Regions from separate parts of the Homo sapiens genome. Here region 2 is linked to region 1. A link is an interaction called in ENCODE POLR2A ChIA-PET data of the cell type or tissue named here. Cell type or tissue: GM12878. All regions are shown on one strand. Links, peaks and the distances in the headings refer to the core of each region. The heading gives the core; the rest is flanking DNA.

Region 1 (8,341 bases), core at 67-8,066:
TGCCTTGGTTATTTTAATTTAAAAGCATTTCTTTCAAAACCGCTTCTCTCTTCACAATAGTAGAGCTGTGGCAGTGAACTAAGAGGTCAAGGATTCAGTGAATCTGTGGCTAATTTCTTGTTCCAATCTGAGAGCTCTCTTTGCACTATGATCAAAATGGAGTCTTGCCAACTGCCCAGGGTAATAGCCTTGCAAGTCTCTTCCTTGTTGAGCAATGAATATAAGTTCCACATGGCTGGGGAGGCCTCACAATCATGGCAGAAGGTGAAAGAGGAGCAAAGGCATGTCTTACATGGTGGCAGGCAAGCCTCTTCTCATTATACTTTTAAAATTATTTGGTGGCTGGGTGCAGTGGCTCATGCCTGTAATCCCAGCACTTTGGGAGGCCAAGGTGGGTGGATCACTTGAGGTCAGAAGTTCAAGACCAGCTTGGCCAACATGGTGAAACCTTGCCTGTACTAAAAATACAAAAATTAGCAGGGTCATGGTGGCACGCACCTGTAATTCTAGCTACTTGGGAAGCTGAGGAAGAATTGTTTGGACCCAGAGGTAAAGGTTGCAGTGAGCCAGGATCGTGTCACAGCACTCCAGCCTGGGTGACCGAACAAGACTCTCAAAACAAACAAACAAAAATTATTTGGTGATTTTTTTTTTGAGACGGAGTCTCCTTGTCACTCAAGCTGGAATGCAACGGCGTGGTCTCTGCTCACCGCAACCTTTGCCTCCCGGTTCAAGCGATTCTTCTGTCTCAGCTTACCAAGTAGCTGGGACTACAGGCATGTGCCACCACACCCGGCTAATTTTTGTATTTTTTGTAGAGATAGGGTTTCACCATGTTGGCCAGGCTGGTCTTGAACTCCTGACCTCAAGTGATCTGCCCACCTTGGCATCCCCAAGTGCTGGGATTGCAGGTGTGAGCCAACGTGCCTGGCCCATTTTAACCATTTTTAAGTGTACTATTTAGTGACATTAAATGTATTCACATTGTTATGCAACCATCATCACTATCCATTTCCAGAATGTTTTCATTATTCTACATAGAAACTATCGATCCAGGAGCCATATGTAGAAAGCTGAAACTGGATCCCTTCCTTACACCTTATACAAAAATCAATTCAAGATGGATTAAAGACTTAAATGTTAGACCTAAAACCATAAAAACCCTAGAAGAAAACCTAGGCAATACCATTCAGGCCATAGGCATGGGCAAGGACTTCATGACTAAAACACCAAAAGCAATGGCAACAAAAGCCAAAATTGACAAATGGGATCTAATTAAACTAAAGAGCTTCTACACAGCAAAAGAAACTACCATCAGACTGAACAGGCAACCTACAGAGTGGGAGAAAATTTTTACAATCTACCCATCTGACAAAGGGCTAATATCCAGAATCTACAAAGAACTTAAACAGATTTACAAGAAAAAAATCAAACAACCCTATCAAAAAGTGGGTGAAGCATATGAACAGACACTTCTCAAAAGAAGACATTTATGCAGCCAACAGACACATGAAAAAATGCTTGTCGTCACTGGCCATCAGAGAAATGCAAATCAAAACCACAATGAGATACCCTCACACCAGTTAGAATGGGGATCATTAAAAAGTCAGGAAACAACAGGTGCTGGAGAGGATGTGGAGAAATAGGAACCCTTTTACACTGTTGGTGGGACTGTAAACTAGTTCAACCATTGTGGAAGACAGTGTGGCGATTCCTCAAGGATCTAGAACTAGAAATACCATTTGACCCAGCCATCCCATTACTGGGCATATACCCAAAGGATTATAAATCATGCTGCTATAAAGGCACATGCACACGTATGTTTATTACGGCACTATTCACAATAGCAAAGACTTGGAACCAACCCAAATGTCCATCAATGATAGACTGGATTAAGAAAATGTGGCACATATACACCATGGAATACTATGCAGCCATAAAAAAAGGTGAGTTCATGTCCTTTATAGGTACATGGATGAAGCTGGAAACCATCATTCTGAGCAAACTATCGCAAGGACAGAAAACCAAACACCGCATGTTCTCACTCATAGGTGGGAATTGAACAATGAGAACACCTGGACATGGGAACATCACTCACCAGGGCCTGCCGGGGGATGGGGGGAGGGGGGAGGGATAGCATTAGGAGATAAACCTAATGTAAATGACGAGTTAACGGGTGCAGCACACCAACATGGCACATGTATGCATATGTAACAAACCTGTATGTTGTGCACATGTACCCAAGGGCCAGTGGGTGGGAATTGGTATCTCATTGTGATTTCAATTTGTATTTTCTAAGGAATATTGATGTTGAGCAATTTTTCATATGTTGATTGGCCATTTGTATATCTTCTTTTTTGTTGTTGTTTGGGTTTTTTTTTCTTTTTCTTTTTCTTGAGACGGGGTCTTCTTGCTCTGTTGCCCAGACTGCAGTGGCGCAATCACAGTTGACTGCAGCCTCAAGCCTCTGGTCCCAAGTGATCCTCCCACCTCAGTCTTCCAAGTAGCTGGGACTGCAGGCATGTGCCCCCATGCCTGGCTTATATTCATATTTTTTGTGGAGATGGGGTTTCACCATGTTGCCTAGGCTGGCCTTGAACTCCTGAGCTCAAGTGACCCATCCACCTCAGCCTTCCAAAGTGGTGGGATTACAGGCATGAGCCACCCCACCGAGCCTGTATATCTTCTTTAGAGAAATGTTCATTCAAGTCCTTTTCTCACTTTGAGTTATTAATTGTTATTTTGTTGTTATTGTTGAGTTGTAGGAATTCTTTACAAATTCTGGATATTAAACCCTTGTTAGATATATGATTTGTGAATAGTTTCTCCCATTCTGTTGGTTAGCATTTCACTCTCTTTATTGTGTGATTTGCACAATTTTTAACTTTTTTTTTTTTTTCTTTTTTAAGACAGAGTCTCCCTCAGTCACCCAGGGTGGAGTGCAGTGCTACAGTGTTGGCTCATTGCAGCCTCCACTTCCTGGACTCAAGCAGTCCTCCCACCTCAGCCTCTCAAGTAGCTGAAACTACAGGTGCACACCACCATGCCTGGCTAATTTTTTTTGTATTTATTTTTTTTTAAGATATGGGGTCTTGCCATGTTGTCCAGGCTGGTCTCAAACTTCTGAGCTCAAGCAGTCCGCTTGCCTTGGCTTCCCAAAGTGCTAGGATTAAGGCGTGAGCCACCACGCCCGGCCAAAAGTTTTTAATTTTTATGAATTCCAGTTTATCAATTTTTTTCTTTTGTTGCCTATACTTTTCAATCCTTGCTAAACTCAGCATCATGAAGATCTTTTTCTTATATTTTCTTCTAAGGGCTTTACAGTTTTAGCTCTTCTTTTTTCATTTATTTGATCTATTTTGAGTTAATTTTTGTGTATAAGAGTCCAACTTCACTTTTGCGTGTAACTATCCAGTTTTCCCAGTAGCATTTGTTGAAGAGACTGTCCTTTCCCCAGTGACTGGTCATGGCATCTTTGTCAAAAATCAGTTGATTATATTTGTGAGAGTTTATTTTTGGGTTCTTTTTTCTTCTTCTTTTCTTTTTTTCAGGTTAGATGGGTAGTGCTGACATCATAACAAGGTTCAAGAATGACTCATCTCACATGTGTGTGAAACACCCAGGTATCATACTGATGAACTACAGAAGATCTGGGCTCTCTATTGTTTTATATGTCTGACCTTATGCCAGTACCACATTGTTCTGCTTACTGTAGCTTTATAGTAAGTTTTGAAATCAGGAAGTGTGAGTCCTCAACTTAGTTCTTGTTTTTCAAGTTTGTTTTGGCTATTCAGGGTTCCCACTTTTTTCTTTGGACAAAGTAATGGGGAGAATTTCTTTCTTTTTTTTTTTTTTTTTTTTTGGTTTTTAAGACAGTCTCACTCTGTTGTCAGGCTGGAGTGCAGTGACGCAATCTTGGCTCACTGCAAACTCCACCTCCTGGGTTCAAGCGATTCTCCTGCCTCAGCCTCCTGAGTAGTTGATATTACAGGCACCTGCCACCACGCCCAGCTAATTTTTGTATTTTTAGTAGAGACGGGGTTTCACCATGTTGGCCAAGATGGTCTCGATCTCTTGACCTCATGACCCACCTGCCTTGGCCTCCCAAAGTGGTGGGATTACAGGCGTGGGCCACTGCACCCAGCTTTTTTTTTTTTGTTTTTTTAAACAAGTAAATGGAAAGAAATCCCACGTTCATGGATTGGAAGACAATATTCTTTTTTTTTTTTTGAGACGGAGTCTTGCTCTGTCACCTAGGCTGGAATGCATTGGCGCAGTCACTGCTCACTACAGCCTTGAGCTCCCAGGCTCAAGTGATCCTCCCACCTCAGCCTGCTAAGTAGGTGGGACTACAGGAATGTACTACTGTGCCTGGCTAATTAAAAAATTTTTTGTAGAGATGGAGTCTCACTGTGTTGCCCAGGCTGGTCTTGAGGACTCCAGGGCTCAAGCAGTCCTCCCCACTTGACCTCCCAAAGTGCTGGGTTTACAGGCATGGGCCACCGTGCCTGGCCAGCTGTTAGAATTTTGATAGGGATTGCATTGCATTTTGATATGGATTGCGTTTGTAGATAGCTTTGGATAACGTTGTCATTTAAAGAATATTGTCTTCCCAGCCTGGCCAACATGGTGAAACCCTGTCTCTACTAACAATACAAAAATTATCCAGGTGTGGTGGCATACACCTGTAATCCCAGTTACTCAGGAGGCTGATACAGGAGAATCGCTTGAACCTGGGAGGCGGAGATTGCAGTGAACCGAGATTGTGCCACTGCACTCCAGCCTGGGTGACAGAGCAAGACTCTGTCTAAAAAAAAGAAAAAAAAAAAAGAATATCATCTTCCAATCCATGAAAGTGGGAAAGTGGGATTTCTTTCCCTTTATTTTACGTCTTTAATTTGTTTCAGCAATGTTTCAGTTTATGTCTTTTGTCTCCCTTGCTTAAATTTATTCCTAAGTATTTTATTCTTTTTGATGCTATTATAAATGGAATGTTTTCCTAATTTTGTTTTTAGATTGTTCACTGTCAGTGAACAATAGAAATGCAACTGATTTTTGCATGTTCATTTTGCATCCTACAACTTTGTTGAATTCATTTATTAGCTGTGTGTGTGTGTAATCTTTAGGGTTTTCTACATGTAAGATCATGTCATCTAGGAACGGAAATAATTTTACTACTTCCTGTCCAGTTGAGATGCCTGGAGAGAAAGGGTAAATGAGGCAGTGAGAAGGTTCTTGCTTAATTTCTCTGGCTAAAACTTTTCAGTACTGGATTAAATAGAAGTGGCATCCTTGTCTTGTTCCTGATTTTAGGGGAAAAGCTTTTAGTCTTTCACCATCAAGTGTGATGTAAGCTGTGAGATTTTCATATATACCCCTTTATTATGTTGAGGATATTGCCTTCTATTCCTATTTCATTGAGTATTTTTTAATCAAAAAGTTATCTTGAATTTTGTTAAATGCTTTTTCTGCATCAGTTGGGATGATCATTGTTTTTCTCCTTCATTCTAGTAATGTGGCATATTACCTTAATTGATTTTTGTTAAACCATCCTTGCACTTTGGGAATAAATTCCACTTGTCATCTGAGATGTATGTTTAATATCTACTTTAAAAAAAAAAACACAAATCAGTCCCAGCCTGGGCAACATAGTGAGACCCTCATCTCTACAAAAAATAAAAAAAGCCTGGTGCAGTGGCTCACGCCTGTAATCCCAGCACTTTGAGAGGCCGAGGCAGGCGGATCACCTGAGATCAGGAGTTCAAGACCAGCCTGACTAACATGGTGAAACCCCGTCTCTACTAAAAATAGAAAAATTAGCCAGGCTTAGTGGGAAGCGCCTGTAATCCCAGCTACTCAGGAGGCTAAGGCAGGAGAATTGCTTGAACCTGGGAGGCGGAGGTTGCAGTGAGCTGAGATCATGCCACTGTACTCCAGCCTGGGTGACAGAGCGAGACTCTGTCTCAAATAAATAAATATTAAAAAATAAAATAAAATAAATTAGCCAGATGTGGTGGCTCATGCCTGTAGTCCCAGCAGTGTGAGAGGCTGAGATGGGAGGATCACTTGGGAGGTTGAGACCGCAGTGAGCCACGATTGTACAACTGTATCCAGCCTGGGTGACAGAGCAAGACCCTATCTCAAAAATAAAACAAAAAACCAAAAAACTTAGAAGTCAACAGATGCTTATTGAATTCTTCCTAGGTGTCAGACACTGTTAAAGTTCTGGGGATTCAGCAGTGAACAAGGCTAAGCCCCTGTTTTCTTTTAATTTTTAATTTTAGTTTTTTTTTTAGGGACAGTCTCACTTTGTCACTTAGGCTGCCAGGCTCGAGTGCAGTCATGCATTCTCAGCTCACTGCAACCTCTGACTCCTGGGTTCAAGTTATTCTCGTGCCTCAGTTTCCCATGTAGCTGGGATTACAGGCACTACCACACCCAGCTAATTTTTGTATTTTTAGTAGACACAAGGTTTCACTATGTTGGCCAGGCTGGTCTCAAACTCCTGACCTCAAGTGATCCGCCTGCCTCTGCCTCCCAAAGTGCTGGGATTACAGGCACGAGCCACCGCACCCCGGCCCACTGGAGTGTTTTGAGCAGGGTAGTGACATTAGTGATTTGTGCTTTAGAAAGATTTATCGAGGATGGAATGAGGCAGGAATGAATAGAGGCATTCCTGCTGTCCCCATGGTCAGTGATGGGAGAGTAGCCAGGGAGATGATGATTGTTGGTCAGGTTGGGGATCTGACTTGGAGGTAAAACTGTTGTAACCAGCTGTTTCAGATGTGGGCTTGTTGTAGGATGTTTCCTAAACTTTCCGCCGGAGGAATAAACAGGGTAGCTAGTGGTATAATTAACTGAGATGGCTGGGAAAGAACAGCTACTGTGGGGAAATCAAGAATTCTGTTTTTGGTCTTGTTAGATTTGAAGTGCTTATTAGGCATTTGAGTGGAGATACCAAGTGGAAATAGTGTAAATAAGGAGCTTAGGGGAGAGGCTTGAGAGGTGTGTATGTAAGAGACATCAGCAAACAGATGAGAATTGGAGCCAGGAGTCAGGCTGAGAAGCCCTGGGGAGAAAGGGTAGATGAGGAAAGCAGGCCAGGAACAAAGCCTATGGGGAAGCAGGAAGGGAGGCTGAGAAGCACAACCTTCTAGGACATCAGTAGGGACATGATGTCACTCACAACTAGGAAATAAGTAGGTGTTTTCCTTTCTTTCTTTCTTTTTTTTTTTTTTTTTTTTTGAGACGGAGTTTCGCTCTTATTGCCCAGTCTGGGGTGCAATGGCGCGATCTTGGCTCACTGCAACCTCCGCCTCTCAGGTTCAAGCGATTCTCCTGCCTCAGCCTCCTGAGTAGCTGGGATTACAGGCATGTGCCACCACGCCCGGCTAATTTTTTGTATTTTTAGTAGAGACGGGGTTTCACCGTGTTAGCCAGGATGGTTGTAGGCGTTTCTCATTTCAGCATAGTGTCTTTATGGTCAGCCCTTTCAGTGGCTGCCTCTGATGGTGTTTGATCATAAGTCATAACTCATCCATGAAGGTGTTTTACAGTCTGTCTTCAAGCAGGCAGGTCCTTAGATTGAAAGAATGGAGGCTTCACTGCGTGTGCCTTTACTACACAGATAGCCGATGGGGCAGAGGTTGTATAGCTGATGGGGCAGAGGCTGTCAGATGACTGTTTTACAGAAAAACCTTTGACAAGTTATATAGTAAACTTGTTAAAAGAAAAAGTTGATCTCCTAGCTAAGACAAAAGGTTTCAGTTTAGGAAGATAAAAAAGATGGATGGTGGTGATGGCTGCACAACAATATGAATGTACTTAATACCACTGAACTGTACACTTAAAAGGGGTTAAAATGATGTTTATGTTAATAATTTTTTTTTACCACAAAACGAAGTAGAATACTTTGTCACTGATTATAGTAAACATTTAAATCTGAATGCTAGATTGCTTTTTTTTGAGATGGAGTCTCACTCTGTCGCCCAGGCTGGAGTACAGCAGTGTGATCTCAGCTCACTGCAACCTTTGCCTCCTGGGTTTAAGTGATTCTCCTGTCTCAGCCTCCCAAGTAGCTGGGATTATAGGTGCCTGTCACCATGCTCGGCTAATTTTTGTATTTTTAGTAGAGATAGGGTTTCACCGTGTTGCTCACGCTGGTCTCAAACTCCTGACCTGAAGTGATCTGTTTGCCTCGGCCTCCGAGAGTCCTAGGATTATAAGAGTGAGCCACCGTGCCCGGCCTAGACTGCTCTTACATAGGTTAAAACACATTATTTTGTTGGGAGGTGCTGGGGAATCAACTCTGTCATGGAAATGTTCCCCGGGCTGGGAGTTG
Region 2 (8,341 bases), core at 289-8,288, 230 kb before region 1:
ATTTAGGTCCCTTTTGTGATACTGCCCGCAATTGTCTAGTAGGATTTTTTGCCCATTTTTTATGCCTGTTAACTTTTATTTTTCTTTTATTGGCTGGTTAGATGTAATTTGGGGGAAGTTATCTAATTTTTTCTTTTTAATGTTTGCCTTTTTTATTTTTAAAAATTCTTTTAGATGGAGTCTCTCTCTGTCACCCAGGCAGGAGTGCACTGGCGCCATCTCAGCTCACTCCAACCTCCACCTTCCGGGTTCAAGCGATTCTCCTACCTCAGTCTGCTGAGCAGATGGGATTACAGGCGCCTGCCACCATGCCCGGCTTATTTTTGTATTTTCAGTAGAGACGGGGATTCGCTATGTTGGTCAGGCTGGTCTCAAACTCCTGACCTTAGTGATCCACCTGCCTCGGCCTCCCAAAGTGCTCTGATTACAGGCATGAACCACCGCGACCGACCTACTGTTTGTCTTTTAAAGTGATCTTGAGCATATGTTCTACAAATAATGAAGGTGTACAACCTCAGAAACTGTTTGCTATCAGTAGCTATAATCAGTCTTGTTTATATTTCATATACTTGTATGTTTTAGCCAAGCTAGCCTTTATGGGAAGCGCAGAAGTCAGAAAGAGGAAGATGAGCAAGAAGATCTAACCAAGGATATGGAAGACCCAACACCTGTACCCAATATAGAAGAAGTAGTACTTCCCAAAAATGGTTTGTATTCTTCTGCATGAGAGTGTTAGATTTAATTTAGTCATTCTCAGCAATACCATGGGATGATTCATTGCTTGCTGTGGGTCCACAGTTCTCGACTTTCAAGTATGAATAGATTGTCCCTTTTATGGATATCTTTTTTTAATTTTCTTTAATCATTTGAGTAGTTTTACTCTTTGTTTATAGAGAAAACTTACAGCGACCAAAAACATCTTTAATTTAGTAATGTTTTAAAATTAATGGTTTTTAAATTGCAACAGAATCACATTCATATGAAAAAGTGGAATACGTACCTATATATAGTTTAACTTATTGAAATCTCTAGGGAATGCTTTATGTGGATGCAAATTTGAAGTTCTCTGGTAATGAATTTCTTCTAAGTGTGATGAACCTTAGTTACCAGTTATGTAAATTCTGGCCTAACTTCTATTCAATGTAATTAAATTCAAAGTGGGCTGGGCATGGTGGCTTATACCTGTAACCCCAGCACTTGGGGAGACCAAAGCAGACAGATCACTTGAGGTTAGGAGTTCAAGACCAGCCTGGCCAATGTGGTGAAACCCCATCTCTACTAAAAATATAGAAATTAGCCAGGCATGGTGGTGCGTGCCTGTAATTCCCGCTACTCCAGAGGCTGAGGCAGAAGAATCACTTGAAGGAGGTTGCAGGAGGCGGAGGTTGCAGTGAGCTGAGATCATACCACTGCACTCCAGCCTGGGCGACAGAGTGAGACTCAGTCTCAAAAACAAAAACAAAAAACAAAAAACAACCCAAAATGTTCTTTATTGATAAGGTATTTTTTATTGACCATTAAATGTTTGTGTCCTCAGTGAGCCAGTGATCACATTTTCAAAAAATAAGCTCTAGCATACTTCGAAAAGTAAAGACCTATGATAGGCATTTTATGATTTATTAGCCTTCTTCACCCATCTTTGTGGGAGCAGCTTGTAAATAAGAGACTATATATATCAGTTGGTGAATTACAGGTCTCATACTAATCATCCAAGTTTATAGAATTTCACTGAAATCTAGAAAGTGGAGATTTAAAATTTGGGGACTAGAAACTAAGTCATTAAAGTTATTGGTAGGTTTTTTTTTTTAATATACTTTATTGAAATGAAATAACAGGAGGAATTAGAACCTTTTCTGGTTATTAGGAGATGAATTACAGTTCTTCAAAACAGCCTAAGATGAAGGATTGTAGTAAATTATATCTCTTTTTTATTTTACTATTCTGTGAGCATGAAAAATAATGAAAAAGTAGAAGAAAAAAATCTAGGATTTAGATTAAGATGTATATGAAGCATATAACCATCTCTCCTGCCCTAAACTTGTACAGTGACAGACAGAAAAGAGTATTAAAAAAAAGCCTAGGAAAACCAGAACATTATTTTTCATTATTGAGAAATTTGTAAAATATAGGAAGCTATCTGGATCTAAAAGTAAGATGAGTTACTAAAACTCAGGAAGTATACGGTTAAAAATAGGAGAAGACTATATGGTTTATATGGCACTAAACAGAGCAATTGATAAGTCTGTATGATTTATCTGGCACTAAACACAGAGCAATTGATAATTAAGATGGGCACTGGGTGTATATATGTATATACATAGATATATACATGTAGGGCAATATACATATGTATATACCTATGTATAGACATATAGAGCAATATACATATGTATAGACATATAGGGCAATATACATATGTATAAGATGGGCACTGGATGTATATATGTATATACATATGTATATACATACAGGGCAGTTAAGAATACTAGGAGAAGCTAGACTCATCAGCGTTGGTCTGTATGTATTTTGCACTCAGCTGATGGTGTGTTGTCTGGTCGAAGGCTAAAGCACTAACGCTGAAGGTGACAAAGATGCAAGGAAAATGTCCCAAGCAGTTCTTGAACTCCAGATGGAGGGATTAAAGGATAAAAAAATAATAAGCAGGAGAATTAGTACTTGTCCTTTTTATTGGTTTTCTGTTTTCTAGTGAATTTATAAATTTAGCATTTGATTTTTCTGAATTTAAGTATAACCAGTTCAAGCCCCTATTCACAGTTGCTTGGATTTTCATTTTCTTAACACTTTTTTTTTGGAGGACAGGTGCTCTTAACTTTTCTTGTGTCCTAAGAAATTTTTTGCCTATATTAGTGTTGCAAATGTGTTTTTCTGTGTTTTCTTGTAGAAAGCTTATGCCTTCTGCTTTTATAGTTAGGTCTGTGACCCAATTTAAAGTTGTTTTTGAGGATGTTATGAATTAAGGGTTGAAGTTAATTTTATTCCCCACATAGGTATTTAGTTGTTTGTATACCATTTGCTGAAAAGACACTACTTCTCACATTGAACTATTTTGCTGCCTTTGTTGAAAATCATCACACATGTCTACATTTAGATTCAGTATTCTATTCTAACCATCTCATTGTACTTAATACCACAGGGCCTGAGTTATTATAGTTTTTTTTTTTAGTAAGTATTGAAATTGAGTAAACTCCTTCAACTTTTGTTCACATTTTTCAATATTGTTTTTGCTATTATAGCTCTTAGGTTTTCCATGTAAGTTTTAGCACCAGCATTTAATGTAATTTTTCCTCTTCTGTGGTTTGTATGTTTTATTAGAGGTCTTTCACATTTTGTTAAATTTATATCTCATTTTTTTTGTTACTGACAGTGTAAATTTTTCCACTTATTTTTTCCTAGTATGTGGAAAGAGAATTAATATTCCTTAATTTTTGGCCGTGTATTCTATTGCTTTTTAAAAAATCATGTATTCTGGCACTTTTTTGTAGATTTCTTAGGATTTTCTATTACACAAACCTCCAATTATATTATACCTCCACTGTAATTTTCAATAGCGGTTTAGAAAGCAGACATTTTTGCTTTTTTCTCTGTCTTCGAAAGAACACATTTATATTTTACCATGGTGTGTGATATCACACAATAGATGTTTCATCAATTTCAGGAAGCTTTCTTCCTGGATTTTTCTGAGTTTTTATGAATGAATGCCAAATTTTGATACCGTTCTTCAGTATCCACTGATGTAATGATATTTCTCCTTTTAATCAGTTAATATTATTTAATTGTAAGATTTTTGTAGTGGTTGAATCAACTTTGCATTCCTGGAATTTACCTCATTTGATGACATTGTATTTTTTTTTTTAATGTGTTGGCTATATTTGATTGTTTAATATACTTTAAAAGGATTATTTTAGTCTGTATTTGTGGAGGATATTTATCTTTTTTTTTTTTTTTTTTTTTTTTTTTTGAGGCGGAGGCTCGCTCTCGCCCAGGCTGGAGTGCAGTGGCGCGATCTCGACTCACTGCACGCTTTACCTCCCAGGTTCACACCGTTCTCCTGCCTCAGCCTCCTGAGTAGCTGGGAATACAGGTGCCCACTACCATGCCTGGCTAATTTTTTTGTATTTTTAGTAGAGACGGGGTTTCACCATGTTAGCCAGGATGGTCTCGATCTCCTGACCTCATGATCCGCCCGCCTTGGCCTCCCAAAGTGCTGGGATTACAGGCGTGAGCCACTGTGCCCGTCCAGATATTGATCTTTAACTTTCTGTTCTTAGCATTTTCTCATCAGGTTTTGCTGTCATGGTTATGCTGGCCTCATAAAATGAGTTTGGAATTTTTTTTTTTTTTTCCCTTAAGAGTCAGGGTCAAGGCCAGGTGCAGTGGCTCACACCTGTAATCCCAGCATTTGGGTAGGCTGAGGCGGGAGGATCACTTGAGGCCAGGAGTTCAAGACTAGCCTGGCCAACAAGTTGAAACCAGAGCTCTACTAAAAATACAAAAATTAGCCTGGCGTGGTGGCGCATACCTGTAGTCCCAGGCTACTCGGGAGGCTGAGGCAAGAGAATCGCTTGAACCCGGGAGGCGGAGGTTGCAGTGAGCCACGATCACGCCAGGGCACTCCAGCCTGGGCGACAGAGCCAGACTCCATCTAAAAAAAAAAAAAAAAAGTCAGGATCTCTCGCTCTTTCGCCCAGGCTGGAGTGCATTGGCAGTCACGTCTTGCTGCTCACTCAAGTGATACTCCCACCTCAGCCTCTCGTTTCAGCTGGGATACAGGTGCTCACCACCACATTTGCTTAATTTTTATTCATTGTAGAGACACGGTCTTGCCATACCGCCCAAGCTGGTCTCAAACTCCTGAGCTCAAGCAATCTACCCTCCTCAGCCTCCCAAATTGCAAGCTACCATGTCTGGCTTATTTTGTAGTTAATTCCTAATTAAAATCTATGGCAGAGCTGGACATGGTGGCCTTTCCCTGTAGTCCTAGCTATTCAGTGAGAGGATTGCTGGAAACCAAGGACATTGAGGCTTCAGTGAGCCATGATTGCATCACTGCACTGCAGCCTGGGCTAAGGAGTGAGACCCCGATTCAAAAAAACCCAAAATCATTCACTGAAAATCTAGTCTTTCGAAATTTATTCACACTTGGCTGGGCGCGGTGGCTCATGCCTGTAATCCCACCACTTTGGGAGGTCAAGGCGGGTGGATCACCTGAGGTCAAGAGTTCAAGACCAGCCTGGACAACATGGAGAAACCCTGTCTCTACTAAAAATACAAAAAAAAATTAGCCGGGTGTGGTGGTGGGTGCCTGTAATCCCAGCTACTCAGGAGGCTGAGGCAGGAGAATCACTTGAACTCGGGAGGCAGAGGTTGCAGTGAGCCGAGATTGCACCGTTGCATTCCAGCCTGGGCGATGAGTGAAGCTCTGTTTCAAAAAAAAAAAAAAATTATTCACACTTGTTTTATTTCACAGCATATAGTCTACTTTGGTGAACCTTTGCTTATACTACTTGAAAAGGACATATGTTGTGCCGTTTTTGAGTCTAGTGTTGTATAAATTTGTTTGTGTTTTGTTTTTTTGTTTTGTTTTGTTTCTGAGACAGAGTCTCGCTCTGTTGCCGAGGTTGGAGTGCAGTGGTGCAATCTCAGCTCACTGCAACCTCAGCCCCCAGGATTCTAGTGATTGTCCTGCCTCAGCCTCCTGAGTAGCTGAGATTATAGGCGCCCGCCACCACGCCTGGCTAATTTTTTTTGTATTTTTAGTAGAGATGGGGTTTTGCCATATTGGCCAGGCTGGTCCCGAACTTCTGATCTCAGGTGATCCACCCGCCTTGGCCTCCCAAAGTGCTAGGATTACAGGCATGAGCCACCTCGCCTGGCCCCCCCCCCCCCTTTTTTTTTTTGAGACAGCGTCTTGCTCAGTCACCCAGGCTGGAGTGCCGTGGCATAATCTCGGCTCACTGCAACCTCCGCCTCTTGAGTTCAAGTGATTCTCATGCCTCAGCCTCCCGAGTAGCTGGGATTACAGGCATGCACCACCACGCCCGGCTGATTTTTTTTGTATTTTTAGTAGAGACGGGGTTTCACCTTGGCCAGGCAGGTCTTGAACTCCTGACCTCAGGTGATCTGCCCACCTCAGCTGCCTAAAGTGCTGGGATTACAGGCGTGAGCCACACTGCGTCCAACTTTTTTTTTTTTTTTTTTTTTGAGACAGAATCTTGCTCTGTTGCCCAGGCTGGAGTGCATTGGCATGATCTCTGCTCACTGCAACCTCCGCCGGGTTCGTGTGATTCTTCTGCTTCAGCCTCCCTAGTAGCTGGGATTACAGGTGCCTTCCACCATGCCCTACTAATTTTTGTATTTTTAGTAGAGACAGGGTTTCACCACGTTGGCCAGGCTGGTCTTGAACTCCTGACCTTAGGTGATCTGCCTGCCTTGTCCTTCCAAAGTTCTGCGATTACAAGCATGAGCCACCGCGCCCGGATGACAAAGTAACTTTTATTCAACCACTACAGGGACAGATGCTGAGGGTGAAGTAGAAAACAGGCATTCAGTTTTCCAGTGTATGATTTTATGCATAATATAGCATTGTTTTAATTGAGATATACTTCACATAACATTAAATTAATTATTGTAAAGTACATACTTGCATTGTCACCCAGACTGGAATAACAGCTATGCGATCATAACTCACTGCAGACTTCACCTCCTAGGCTCAAGCGTTTCTTGTGCCTCAGCATCCCTGGTAGCTAGGACTTACAGGCATGAGCCACTACACCCAGTTATAAGGGCATTAATCCTGTTCTTGAGGGGCCTATCCTCCTGACTTAATTATTTTCCAAAGGCCTTACTTCTAAATACCAGGACACTACAGTTGGGTTTCAACATACGAATTTTGTGAGCACACATTTTTTCCCGTTACTATGTGTTTAGCTCATCAAATATGTTTAGAATCACTGTTACATAATTGAGGTTAAAATGTAAGAAATTTAGCACTTTAAACAGGTTTTTTTTGTAGGGGGAGAAAGTATTTACCATTTAACAAAGGACTAGAATCCTAAAAATGTATAAAGAATCTGAACCCCTTAGACTAAATTACATAGTATTTACCGTTGATTATGTCAGATTGGTAATTTGTTAGAAATAAATACATGGCCAAGAAGTGTGTGAACAGATGGTCAGCCTCACTTAAGAATATGCAAGTTCTTCAAATCACTATTTTCATCTATAAGATTTTCAAAACCTAAAAGGTAGATGGAAAAGTGTGAAAGTTTTGAGGAATGAGTACTATCAAATGCTGTTGATGAAAGTGTAAATTAATGAAGACATTCAATGCAATTTGGCTGTGGTTTTTTGTTGTTGTTGTTTTTGAGACTGAGTCTCGCTCTGTTGTCCAGGCTGGAATGCAGTGGTGCGATCTCAGCTCATTGCAACTTCCACCTCCCGGGTTCAAGTGATTCTCTTGCCTTAGCCTCCCGAGCAGCTGGGATTACACATGCGCACCACCATGCCCAGCTAGTTTTTGTATTTTAGTACAGACAGAATTTCACCATGTTGGCCAAGCTGGTCTAAGACTCCTGACCTCAAGTGATACACCTGCCTCAACCTCCCAAAGTGCTGGGATTACAGGCATGAGCCACCTCACCTGGCCTTGGCTGTGTTTTTAAAATTTTAAAATGTGTACCTCTAGTTGCAGTGTTTTATTTTTAGAGTTTATCTTAAATAATTGCATGCACCCACAAAGATAATTACAAAAGAATGTTTTTGAACAGTGAAATATTCAAAATAAACATGGTTTCCATCAGTGTAGGGCTGGTTAACTTACAGTCCACCTATGGACACAGTGGACTTGTAAAAATGAAAGAAATGTAATGTAATTTAAAGTTCTTACATGGAAAGAAGGTCCGTGCTAAGAACTAAGCACAGTATTGATAACATTTACATAGAGTTAAAAAACTCTCAGGATATATTTTGACATCCATGTGGATGTATAAAAGATATTCGTTTGGCCGGACGCAGTGGCTCATGTCTGTGATCCCGGCATTTTGGGAGGCTGATGCGAATGGATTGCATGAGCTCAGGAGTTCGAGACCAGCCTGGGCAACATGGCAAAACCATGTTTCTATAAAAAATACAAAAATTAACTAGGTGTGGTGGCATGCGCCCATAGTCCCAATTACTTGGGAGCCTGAGATCAAAGGATCGCTTGAGCCTGGGAGGTCAAGGCTGCAGTGAGCCATGATCGCACCACTGCACTCAAGTCTGGGCGACAGACTGAGTCCCTGTCTGAAAACAAACTAAAAAGGTATTAGTTCTTCCTTAATTT

The links. Peaks named below come from ENCODE experiments on the same cell type or tissue, not always from the same donor. Only the 100,000 strongest peaks of a DNase experiment are listed, where the experiment ranks them.
Region 2: POLR2A ChIA-PET joins it to region 1 with 10 read pairs; 3 of 35 experiments call an interaction of 5 or more read pairs at or near these places.

The regions. Positions count from the first base shown.
Region 1 is chr3:47,461,658-47,469,998 of GRCh38, reverse strand. All of the region lies in intron 1 of SCAP (SREBF chaperone), which reads left to right. LOC124906372 (small nucleolar RNA U13) reads right to left here and starts at 3,650; the gene lies at 3,551-3,650. It also overlaps the pseudogene SPMIP3P1. RefSeq lists a silencer at 2,962-3,063. In GM12878, for the core only: no CTCF peak of the experiment used is centred there; a DNase peak (open chromatin) is centred at 3,628; H3K4me3 peaks cover 433 bases; H3K27ac peaks cover 986 bases.
Region 2 is chr3:47,693,644-47,701,984 of GRCh38, reverse strand. SMARCC1 (SWI/SNF related BAF chromatin remodeling complex subunit C1) reads left to right here. Exons shown (of 28, transcript NM_003074.4): 11 at 583-707. Among named protein-coding and RNA genes, the nearest start is that of HIGD2AP2, 35 kb to the right of the region's middle. In GM12878, for the core only: no CTCF peak of the experiment used is centred there; no DNase peak of the experiment used is centred there.